Linked DNA regions of Homo sapiens: region 2 is linked to region 1. The links are chromatin loops, found by intact Hi-C in ENCODE. Cell type or tissue: K562. All regions are shown on one strand. Each heading gives the region's core, and the rest is flanking DNA. Links, peaks and the distances in the headings are about the cores only.

Region 1 (5,918 bases), core at 413-5,412:
CATTAAATGTACTACATTTAGTAAATTCTTCATTCCTGTAAATTTCCAAAGATACTTTATAAATTCAAAAGCTTTTGGAATATACTGAACATCAAAACAGAAAAAAAAGTTACGATAATTTGTTTCAGCTTTGTCAAAAATGATCACTTATACAATGTACCACTAGTAAAGGATCTCCTAAAGTAACCTCTGTAGTATATATTAACTTTTCCTATCTTCTTCCCTCAAGGGAAAAGCTGACACTAATTGGTTAGTTTCCTACATTTCAAAAGTTGCTGACATATTTCTCAAAATGGGTTCCTGATCCCATGGGATTTCTATGAGTTAAAGTTAGAAAAGACGAAAATGATGTGGTCAAAATGCCCTGAACAAAGCACTGGGAGGGGTTTATCCAGCAATTATAAAGAGGAACAGTCATATTGTTAACCAATTCCACCAGCTGATCACTTCTGGAAATGATTTACCACATTAAAGCTAACTGTAAGACATTGTGTGAGTGTGTGTGTACACATGCATAGAATAACTATAAGCTTCAATTTAAAAGTCACATATAAAATCAACTTGTTAACTCAGATTTACGACTTACACAAATATTTGAAACATCAAAAGGCTACCAGCTTTTAATTTTGTAGTATTAAGCCATTACCCAGCTGAGTGGCGATGAGGATAAAGTCATTTAATTTCTCTAGACCCAGTTCTCATGAGCTGGCAGGACAAGGAAGTCACTTCTAAAAGTTAACTACTAACAAGGACAGAATTGATCACCTCTCTTCACAGGCTCCTTAGGTTTCTTTTGTAGTCTTTCATTAACTTAATTAGGGTTCTAAAGCCTGACATTCCACGTAGAAGTAAAATGGGCCCAAATTTCAAATGCAGTAGTGAAACCCTCACAAAAAAAGATAAACTGAAAGCAAGCCAAAGATGTTTTCTTCCTGAATACGTATATTTGCTCCTGGTGAAAGGTAGAGCTGACACGCTGTGTGAAAGGAAACAAAGGACCAAAATTTCATAATTGCAACCCATTATTTTAACCCAGAAAATATTAAATTGGGTATAAGGCATTAAAGAAATAGTATTACTTCCCCTTGACTCCATGCTTATAAGAAAAGATTCTTTGATTTGTACTTTCTTCTTAATTGGCATCAGGGCTCATTAATTAGGCCAGGTCATTTATTGAGTATCTGCTACACTATGAAAAGATTCTAAAGGACTAAAAGGGAAGTATACAGGATGCTGTCTCATTTACTATCTCATTGATAATGTATGGAAACATAAGATACTGCCTGTTTACATACTCAGTAAATGTTTGTGAATATAGAAGAGTAAGAAAACTAATTAAATGTTGTATACAACTCTATTGTTGTTTCTAACAAATTAAGTTTAATGTCCTGATCTAATCAAGCACGCTGAAGAAAGAAATACGTTGGAATTTCCCTAGTATGCATAGACTTCATATCTTGCATATTTATTGCTAGAACTACTCTTAGCAAATACTTCCATTTGCTGAAGTTTTAAACACATAATCTTTAAATTTTTATATTAGACACATCAAAAGTCTTTGAAAATTACATGATTTTTCCAGACAGATCTCAGGAAAACTTTGGGCTTTCATTGCCCTATTTCACTGAAGCCTACAAGTTCAAGTCCCACTTATGGCCTCCTTCTATGGGTTCTTACATAAAATTTCCGTAGTTTGTAGGATGTGATGCTGGCCCAGCTGAATGAACCAGGGCCTGGTGCCCAACTCAAAGGCAGATTGCTGAGAGCTAGCCATGAGCCTCCAACGTGGGGCGCCCTGGTGTGTAGTTCTCACTAATGGATGGGATGAGTCAACCCAACCATCCACTCTACCTAGGGAAGTGTAACTGGGAAACATTCAGAGAGAACCTAGAGGCCAGAGAGTGACACAGAAACAGAGAAGTACAAATACACAGGAGAAAGGGCTGTGAAGCAGTAAAAGCCATGAGAAAGAAGACAAGAAAGGCAAGGAGAAAAAAGTTAAGAGGAGGCTGAGGTACAGATGATTTTGCCACTTGGATGGTTCCCCAGTGGAACTGTGTTAGGCCTGTACAGCAGCTATAGAACTATCAACAATGCTGTGGAGTCCTGAATGTTGGTGAATCATCTTCCCTTTTCCTCTTTGCCTGCTGAGACTGTTTGTTTACTTCCCTATGTGTACTTGTAGAAAAGCTTCTCATTTACTGAGGAGTAAGGCGTAAAAGCGGGTCACGGGCGAACGCATATGAGAAACTGGGTCCATATCTGAGCTCTGCCATCGTCAGTGTGACTCTAAGCAAGGCAATTAATCTCTCTGAGCCCACTTTCTGCACACACAAAATGTGAATAAAAACACCTCACTGGTTGTGGTGATGATTAAATAAAACAAGGCATGTAAAGAGTTTAACATGTTGCCCGACACACATTAAGTGCTCAATGCATTTTAGGCATTATAATTACTTTTATTAAAAACCTAAGAATGTCTGTGATCTTTGCAATCTAAAAGAGCTTCATAATTTTTCCTAGTATAACACATAAATAGGAGGGACAAATATATGTGAAACCAGGCAAACTTACATTGTACACAAGCTCTTTATCAATATATACATTTAAAAATATACACAACTATTTGGTATCCAAAAGATGGAGGAAGAAAGGAAGAGTAGAAAGGTCCTCTCCAGGTGTAAGGCAATGTGGGGTAATCTTTAGCTATGCAGGTTCATACACTAGCTTTCATAAAATCTTAGTTGTGCCAAGGTACTGCTGTGTAGTGGGGGTTTGTTCGAGGGATTTGAGGTTGATCTGGGAAAAAGACAGGACCACAGAGGCAGTTAACACACAACAAGCTTTAATGAGTGGTGCTTTGTACAGGGTTGCATGGGAGGGCATCCAGAGGCTTAGGGTGAGGAGGTCACCATGCAGAAGGGGAGGAGGACAAAGGAACTCCCAAGGGAGAGGTGCATCGGAATGAGGGCTTAGGACTAAGTGATGTCACTTTGCAGCATGATGGAGTAACTCTATTATCAGAAGACCTTGAAGGGCAGTAGCAGCTCGGTGTCTTAAAACCACAAAGCTCTATCTTATCAATGGCCAACAGATGCTAGGTAAGGTTTCACAGAACGTGTAAGGCAGGCTCTAAATGCTAAAAATCTGCTTGTTCGGGCTATTTTTAAAATAATTAGATGTATTAAAAATTAGTTTGGTGTTGGCGGGCTCTTGAATTAACGGGTCTCAGCCTGCAGTGAGGAAATAACCTAGAGACCAACAGACAGAGGCCATGTTTGGCTCACTTATATAACAGTCCGCTGTTTGTCATGAAAGGGAAGAAGTTCTGTGGTCCAGTGATACTCATGTCCCTGCTGTTCTTGGGGACACAAGGGGCTGTGTCTGATTCAGGCAAGGTCTGAGGTGGAAGAGCAATCTAACTCACTGATTGTTAAACCTGAAAGTGATGTGCCATTTCTCTTAAAACTACACTTAGGGTTGATGCTTTGAAAAACAGTGATTTTAAAAGCCTGACAGCAATTTCCATCAAACTTTGCTTAAAATTACTTGGCTGTCATATAAAAGTAACTTCTAGAGCTTTCAGATAAAATATTTTTAGGGTCATTGAATTAACCTTATTTCTTTCAATCTTTGGTGGAACTGGAAAACAGAACGGAGAGACACAGATAAAAAGCAACTTGGGGGAAATTAATTCACAATTTCTCCAAACCTTCACTTATCCATTGGAAGAGAATTTCTCCATGGATCAAGAAAAGACGGCAATCTAACCACCCCTTCCACCGCTTATCTAATGCTATCCCCACCACCTACATTTCCTTATGGGAATGAAGATCTGGAGGGCCAGAAGGACAACTGGGCAGCAAGAGACCTGATACTAAGGCCGGTCTATCACAGCCACATGGCAGAGCAGGTCACAGTGGATAAGCCTGAGGCCAGCTGCCTCAGGGTCTGCCCTTCTACCCCTTAGTTCTCTCATCTTTCAAAAAGAATAACCCATTTTAACAAATGCACCACTGTGGGTTGAGGTGCTGAGACTGCGAGGTTGTGCCTGTGTGGGGACAGGGTGTATATGGGAACTCTCTATACTTTCTGTTCAATTTTGCTACAAGCCTAAAACTGCTCAGAAAATACAGCTTACTAAAAAAGTAAGTATTATCTCCCTTACAGCACAGTGAGGAGATCAGGTGTGACAGGGCACCTGACTAGAAGACACTCAATGAGCCTGGCTGACCTTTATCCACTCACGCCACCTCCTCAGAGTCCTCCTAGGCTTCAGGAGGTTAAACAGATAAGGGAGAACTTAGGAAGGAAGTTCTCCTTCCTTTGATGCTTTGACCTTTAGCTGAACTCAGAGTGGGCAGAGCAATTACGGGAAAGGAAAGAAAAGAGGCTAATGTCACCAAGAGGTGACAGTGCAGAGCCTGATGTGACTCCGCCTTCACAAAGACTGCCTGCCTGGAGTCTACCACAATTACATCTGAAAGTATTTAGCACCCTCTCATGCAACAGGTATCAAGATGCCACCCAAGACAGTCTTAGGAATGATCCTTGTCCTCACATCATTCCTCAGTGAGCGAGGGCCACCTCCAGTCACCTTCTAGCTGTCATCACCCAGTATGTGAAAAAAAGCCCTCTAGCCATGATAGTTTCCAATTTTACCCCATATGAAATTCAAATACTCATTCACATGCTTTGCTCTTTCAAATGCTGAAATAAATGTATCCCCTTCTCTCTTTCCCAAAGGCTGTCAAGGTGTTCTATTTTCAAGATTCTTTACCCCAATGTTACAATGACAATCACTACTTAGTAGCTACGGTTGCGAGGATGAGAATTATAAATGGGAATAAAGCAGTACTGCCAGATTTAGGAAATGGAAATATTACACAGAACCTACTTATACTAAAAAAAAAAAAAGTTGTTTATCTGAAATTCAAATTTAACTGAAAGTGCTATATTTCATCTGGCAACCCTAGGACAATGGGATAGGACACATTCAGTTCCTGGTTCTGAGTCCACTGTCTGCTCTCTGGTTTGTGCCCTGTTCTGTGGTAGGCTCGAAAAAGGGGTCAGAACATTTGAAGGGCCAGACAGGAACAGAACCACCAGGTCTAGGGCAACTAGAAGTGAATGGGAAACGTGACAAAACGAGAGTCAAGCCCCTCACTAAAGCTATTTAAAAAAAAAAAAAAAATCAAAACTACGCTGGCTAAGGGTTAAAAAAAAAAATCCGTGAGCCACAGTTAGCCCACAGCCCAGCAGTTTGCACTGCAACCTCTACTTTACAGGCACGCGTCTAGAACTAACCACTCTGTTTTTAGGTCTGTGGGCATGTGGCTTCCCACCAGCCCTGGTTCCCATAGCTCTGTGAGGAGCTTCTATTCCACTTCTAGCATAGGCTGCCCTTCAGGGCCAGCTTCCCGGACTGCTCTGGTAGCAACATATGTGCTATCTCTTTGCCACAAATTAGCAAAAGTCTTTGAGATCTGAGGTGCATAAAGCATTATGTGTAAGCTTCTCAACAATTCTTTCACTGGATGAGCAGTAGTTTCACATTTTAGAAGTATTATTTTGTTCTACAAATCAAACTGTAGGAGCTGTCGTCATCATGGGTTATGGAGGCCGAGGCTGTAAAGGAGGAAGTGAATTAACTTTGTCAAACAGCTACCACACTGCACTGTGAGGGGAATTTGATATAATTTAACACATCCAATCCTTACAACACCCTCTCTGGGGTATTATTATCCCTGTTTTACATATGAAGCTGAGGCCCAAGGTAGTGTAGAGAAGAGCAAGGCTGGAAACTCTCTCACGCTGATTTTCTCCACTATACACTGAACAGAGCCCTCACTTTTTTGCTGCTTGCAAACCTCAGACAGTCATCTGAGGCCTCTGAGCCCTCCTGCTCCTCCATGCAC
Region 2 (5,918 bases), core at 497-5,496, 170 kb before region 1:
AAAATACAAAAAATTAGCCGGGCGCGGTGGCGGGCGCCTGTAGTCCCAGCTACTCGGGAGGCTGAGGCAGGAGAATGGCGTGAACCCGGGAAGCGGAGCTTGCAGTGAGCCGAGATTGCGCCACTGCAGTCCGCAGTCCGGCCTGGGCGACAGAGCGAGACTCCGTCTCAAAAAAAAAAAAAAAAAAAAAAAGAATATTTCCAGAAGTATACCACATTTTTTTCTAATGTGTATACTAATCACTAAAATTGTAAAAGTAAAATTCTTGCCCAATTATAGATATCTTTCAATATGTGTATGTATTTTAGTTGCATAATGATATCAAGATAATTTATTGGCATTAAAAAAATTGGCAGCGCAGATTTGATAGACCCATGTGTCACTGAGAGTTTTTTGGGTGGAAGCAACCAAATCCAAATCTGACTAGTTCAAACTAGAAAAGATTTTTTGGAAGTTTATGGACTGTTTCATTAAATTGAAGAAGCAACTGACCAACCAGGCTTTGGAAAGGGTAGGAATTAGGGTAGCTCCAGGAATCTAGATAATGGGACTTGTCGGGCAGTATTTGTTCCTAGATACTATCATGAAAATAAACTCGCTTCAGTATTTTTTCAATTCTTGTGTCACTGTGCTTAACTTTCAAATTCCTGCTACTGTCTGGCCTGGTTTGGGCCACATGCCCGTTTCTTGGCAAGAGAAAAGTATGGCATAATTGACAGTTCCACCAAGACGGCTACAGTAAGAGGGTTGACATGGTGCTGGGAGAAGTCTGGGATTGTCCAAAGGAAAACCAAGATGCTGTTACTAAAAAAATGGGGACATTGATGCTGGACTGGCAAAATTGCAGATAGCTACTATAACCTCTTTAGCAGAAATTAATTTTGCTGTAATCTTCTTATCCAGAATAATTGTACAATTTATATTAGTGCTACAAACATCTGGGCACTGTCCCAGTCTGCTCAGCTGCCATCACAAAAAACTATAGACTAGGTGACAGACTGTTTAAAGTAGAAATTTATTTTCTCACAGTTCTGGAGGCTGAAAATCTGGGATCAGGGTGCCAGCCTAGTCTGGTTCTGGTGAGGGCTCTCTTCTTGGCTTGCAGAGAGCTGCCTTCTAACTGTGACCTCACATGGTCTTTCTTCTGTGTGTGTGTGTATGTGTGTGTATGCTTGTGTGTGTGTGCACGCCAGATAGAGAGAGACAGAGAGAGAGAAGAGAGATAAGAGAGAGGAAGAGCTCTTTCTCCATTTTGTTATAAAACCAGTCCTATCAGATTAGGACCCCACCCATATGTCCTCATTCAACCTTAATCATCTCCTAAAAGCCCTATCTGCAAATACAGTCACAATTGGACCTCATTTAATCTTAATTACCTTCTAAAGACCTTATTTCCAAATACAGTCACATTGGGGGTTAGGGATTCAACATAAGAATTTTCAGAGGACACCATTCAGTCCACAGTAGGCACCTACTATGGGACTCAGAATTTGCTAACTCATTTTTGATAATCTTCTCATTCTTATGCACAAATATGATTGCAAAATCCAGTGAGTGAGCACCAGCCATTTCCTGAGTCATCTGTCAGGGGTTTGTCAGGTTCTATGGGGTTTACTGCTGTTGGCAGTCCTGTCTCTCCTCCTCCTGGACCAAGAAACCCTGTCCTCAGAGCCAAGGCCCTGTCTCCGATGTCTACGTGCCAGGCTGGCTTGTTTGAGTCTATTACTATTCTGTAGTTCAGCTCCACAGCAGTCACTGCTCCAGTCTTTGTAGTGTTTCCTCTTCTGTCTTGCAGATACCCCAACAGAAATTCTTAGCAAGGCCGGGTGGAATAGCAGACAGATGTGGAAGTCAGAACAGCTGTGTTCTATCCCTAGCTCCGGCACTTAGACAAGCTATATGAATTTAGGGAAATCACTAACTTTCAGTAAGTTCTTTTATGCCATGAGTGTGCATTGCTGTCTTTCAAGTTTTGTGCTAGGTATTGAGAAGTCAGTGATACATACTATGAAGGAAACATATAGAATGCTATGAGAGCATGAGGATTGGGGGAGTGCAGTTGTTGTAGGATCAAGTGAGATATGTGAGCTACCCAAATTCAAATGACTACTTTGGGATCTGGAGTTCACTGATTTCTTTAATAGAAAGTACTGTTTTTCAATTTCCTTCCTTTGTTAGTTTCCTGCTGCTGCTATAACAAATTACCGCAAACTTGGATTAAAACAGCACCAATGTATTATCTTAAAGTTCTAGGGGTCAGAAGTCCAAAATGTGTCTCACTGGGCTAAAATGAAGACATTCTCAAGGCTGATTATGCAAGCTCTTGGGGAGAATTCATTTCCTTACCTTACCAGCTTCTAGAAGCGACCTGCCTTCCTGGCACATGGCTGCCCTCCATCCTGAAAGCCAGCAATGGCCAGTCAAGTCTTTCTCACATTTCACCACTCTGACACACTCTCTCCTTCCTCGCTCTTTCACTTATTATTATTATTATTATTATTATTATTATTATTATTATTATTATTTTTGAGACGGAGTTTGGTTCTTGCTGCCCAGGCTGGGGTGCAATGGGGCGATCTTGGCTCACCGCAACCTCCGCCTCCTGGGTTCAAGCAATTCTCCTGCCTCAGCCTCCTGAGTAGCTGGGATTTACAGGCATGTGCCACTACGCCTGGCTAATTTTGTATTTTTAGTAGAGACGGGGTTTCTCCATGTTGGTCAGGCTGGTCTTGAACTCCTGCCCTCAGGTGATCTGCCCTCTTCGGCCTCCAAAATGCTGGGATTACAGGCATGAGCCACCGCACCCAGCCCCTTTCATTTATAATGATTCTTGTGGTTATATCAGGCCTACCGGAATAATCTAAAAAACCTCCCCATCTCAAGATCCTTCACTGAATCTCATCTGCAGAGGCCCCTTTGTCATGCACGGTAGCAGATTTCACAGGTTCTGGGGGCCAGGACGTGGACCTCTCTGGGGATGGGGCTTGGTCCTGCCCACTCCTCTCCCCATGTAGCTCAAATCATGAAACAGAAGTGGTTTTATCTGCTTTCCTTTTAGTTTTGTTCTCAGTGGATAACTAAGCAGTAAAGTGACTGAAACACAGGGACAACCAAAGCTAAATCAGCCTCTTTCTCTGGTGCCTGAAGAGTTTCAAAAGAAGCCCAGAGAGCTTGCTCTTTATTAGAAAGTCAAGTGTCAAAACCACAGGCCTCTCTGGAGCGGCTGGGGAGAAGGGCCCAGCAGTTTGTTTCTGGTTATCACACTTAACTCACTGTTCTCAGAATATTCCAGCCAGTATCTGGAAATCTTTAACTGTGAGTGCTCTGTCGAGGAAGATTTCCTACCTACAGGGATACTCGTGGGGAGAAAAATTAGGCACTTTAAAGAAAATCCCTGACATGTTTTACAGCAGAGACAGGAAAAAATTCAAGTGAATAAGAAAAGATATGGAACTTATTTCCTCATGGGAGACAAGATTCTCAGCAATTTCTTAAAGTATTATACGTTCTCATAATGTTGTATATTTAAAGTAAAAAAAAAAAAAAACCACTGGGGATATTTGGTGACCCATTTAAAACTAAATTAATTGGCATTTCATTGTCAGGGTCCAGGCTGTAGTTTTACAAATCTCTCTCTCTGGCACTTTTAGAAAAGCAGCTTTGAAAAAGAAGCAAAGGGTTGTCTTCACGTCCTCTTTTTTTTCCTTCGAGCAAATGACTAGAGTTTCCTGATTCCAGGTAAGAAACTGCCAATTCAATCACAGCAAGTGAAAAATTAACCCTTTCAGATGCACAAGTGTGTGAGATGTGAGTGAATTCTGCAGCTGCTGCCATCATCTGTGCTCACTCCCCAGCTTTGAGCAGTGGCGCCTTGCTGGGGCTGCCCAGGGTGGCTTGGACCTCAGGCCGCTGAGTGAGAGGGCTTAAGGACTGGCAGTGGGGAGTTGCTAAAAATGTGTGGGTCTTCATCTGTAAAACGGATTAGTAAAAAAATATGTGTGGGTGAAAGTGGGCTTAAGAGGGAGCTTGGGTACTAGAATGTTCAAGAAGGCAAGGTCATCCAGGAGGAAAATGGTGCAGTCTGCCCTCATGAGTTGCCTTGGGTGTGGTAGGGAGAGGACATTGAGGATGTAAGGGAGTACCAAGAAAGGGGAGCAGGAGAATGCATTTTCTGGCCACGTGTCTTTATTGTTTGCCATTTCCCATGCTAGTGGGTTGTCTGATCAGATTTGCTTCTTCAGTGAAAATGATTCTCCACTTTCCCTGGCCTCATGAGAGAGCCCCTGGGAGAAGCAGTGAAACTGACTTCAGACAGGATGGGCCTCACCTTTGAAGGACAAATGCACAGGAGCTACCCAATATGCAATATTCACTTTCCCAAACTCACAGGGCGTTTCTTTCTTCCTTTCTCAGCCATTTTCGGAACCATGCTCTCCGCTTTCTTTCAGTCCTTGTAATCAGCATCATCTCATCCGCACCTTTCAACCACTGGCAACACAATGCCTGCAATCTGGTTCCCTCGCCTTCCTTCTCTGCTGTTGCAGTTTGAAGTCTCAAGGGCACCAGCAGAACAGAGGCTGCTTCTGCCAGAAATTGAGTCTCCTTTCCCACACTCCAAGCAGGAAAACCGGTGAAAGGGAGGCGAGGGAGGGTCTCTCTTTCTCTTTCAGAATCCTGGTATGAGAACCCTGCTAGGATTTACACACAGCACTTTATTTTGCATCGTGGTCTACAGCCACTGTCTTTTCTATTAACGCTAGAATTGATTCACTAGGTAATAAATGGAGGAATCCTCCCCAGGCTTTCCAGCAAAATTACTTATGCTATTAGTAGCATTAAGCAGGCGTTGACAACTGGAGATAAGCCACCTGATGTTCTGTCTTCTGGGATATGTGGAAGCCAAGGCTACTTTATATGACCCGGAGTAGGTGATAGGGACAAAGGAGAATGTAACCATTTGCATCTCAAGTCCTTTTCTAAGATTTGGTCATATTAGAAATTGCTCTTTAATTCTTTTACTAGAGAGCCACAGCTCATTAAAACTAACTAGACCCAGAGAGCATAAAATAACAACACTTTAAAACTCAGTCTTTGCCTTAGGGTTTAGCAACCTGCCTAGTCGAATTGCCCTGGTGTTGATCTTACAGCAAAGATGCCTCTGTAAATAAATCACCAGGTGGCCCTGTCCAAGCCTCTGAGAAGTTTGTGTCACTGAGTTTGTCACTTCTTCCTTCTGGCTGGTTGCAGCTCGACAGTCGAGTGCAGCGTTGGCACCAACCGGAGGGGCCTGGATGCAGGGCTGCTGCCTGCTGCATGGCGTGGGCGGGGGGAGGATCCAGGGAATCCTTTGCCTGAACTCCTTTATTTTATTTTATTTTATTTTTTTTGAGACAGAGTCTGGTTCTGTCGCCCAGGCAGTGGCGCGATCTTGGCTCACTGCAGTCTCTGCCTCCCAGGTTCAAGCGATTCTCCTGCCTCAGCCTCCCGAGTAGCTGGGACTACAGGTGTGTGCCACCATGCCCGGCTAGTTTTTGTATTTTTAGTAGAGATGAGGTGTCACCATGTTGGCCAGGCTGGTCTTGAACTTCTGACCTCAAATGATCCACCTACCTTGGCCTCCCAAAGTGCTGGGATTACAGGTGTGAGCCACTGTGCCCGGCCCCTGTGCTCCTTAAAAAAAAAGTACATCTTGGGGCCCCAGAGCTGCATGTTGTGGAAAGAAGCTGTGTGATAAATATTCAGTAGCACCTATTCCAATAGAGGAGCTCAGAGAAATTTGAAGTAAAAATACTTTATTATTTTCTTACATCATCTCCTTAAAGGAATCACACAACAAATCCTGTCTAAGCCCAAATAATCACCCCTTAATTGTATCTCTTCTATAAATGCTGATTTTCATATGTTTGAGAATGGTTATT

What was found. A loop is a pair of places that touch in the nucleus more often than their neighbours do. Peaks named below come from ENCODE experiments on the same cell type or tissue, not always from the same donor. Only the 100,000 strongest peaks of a DNase experiment are listed, where the experiment ranks them.
Region 2: a loop joins it to region 1, with 2.7 times the contacts of the local background. A loop is called at or near these places in 4 of 110 quality-filtered maps.

The regions. Positions count from the first base shown.
Region 1 is chr6:119,308,758-119,314,675 of GRCh38, forward strand. All of the region lies in intron 2 of MAN1A1 (mannosidase alpha class 1A member 1), which reads right to left. Among named protein-coding and RNA genes, the nearest start is that of MAN1A1, 38 kb to the right of the region's middle. RefSeq lists a silencer at 4,227-4,521. In K562, for the core only: no CTCF peak of the experiment used is centred there; DNase peaks (open chromatin) are centred at 2,974, 3,344 and 4,324.
Region 2 is chr6:119,136,116-119,142,033 of GRCh38, forward strand. It overlaps a transcript of FAM184A not described here. Among named protein-coding and RNA genes, the nearest start is that of FAM184A, 60 kb to the left of the region's middle. RefSeq lists a silencer at 1,089-1,383. In K562, for the core only: no CTCF peak of the experiment used is centred there; DNase peaks (open chromatin) are centred at 1,246, 1,586 and 3,256.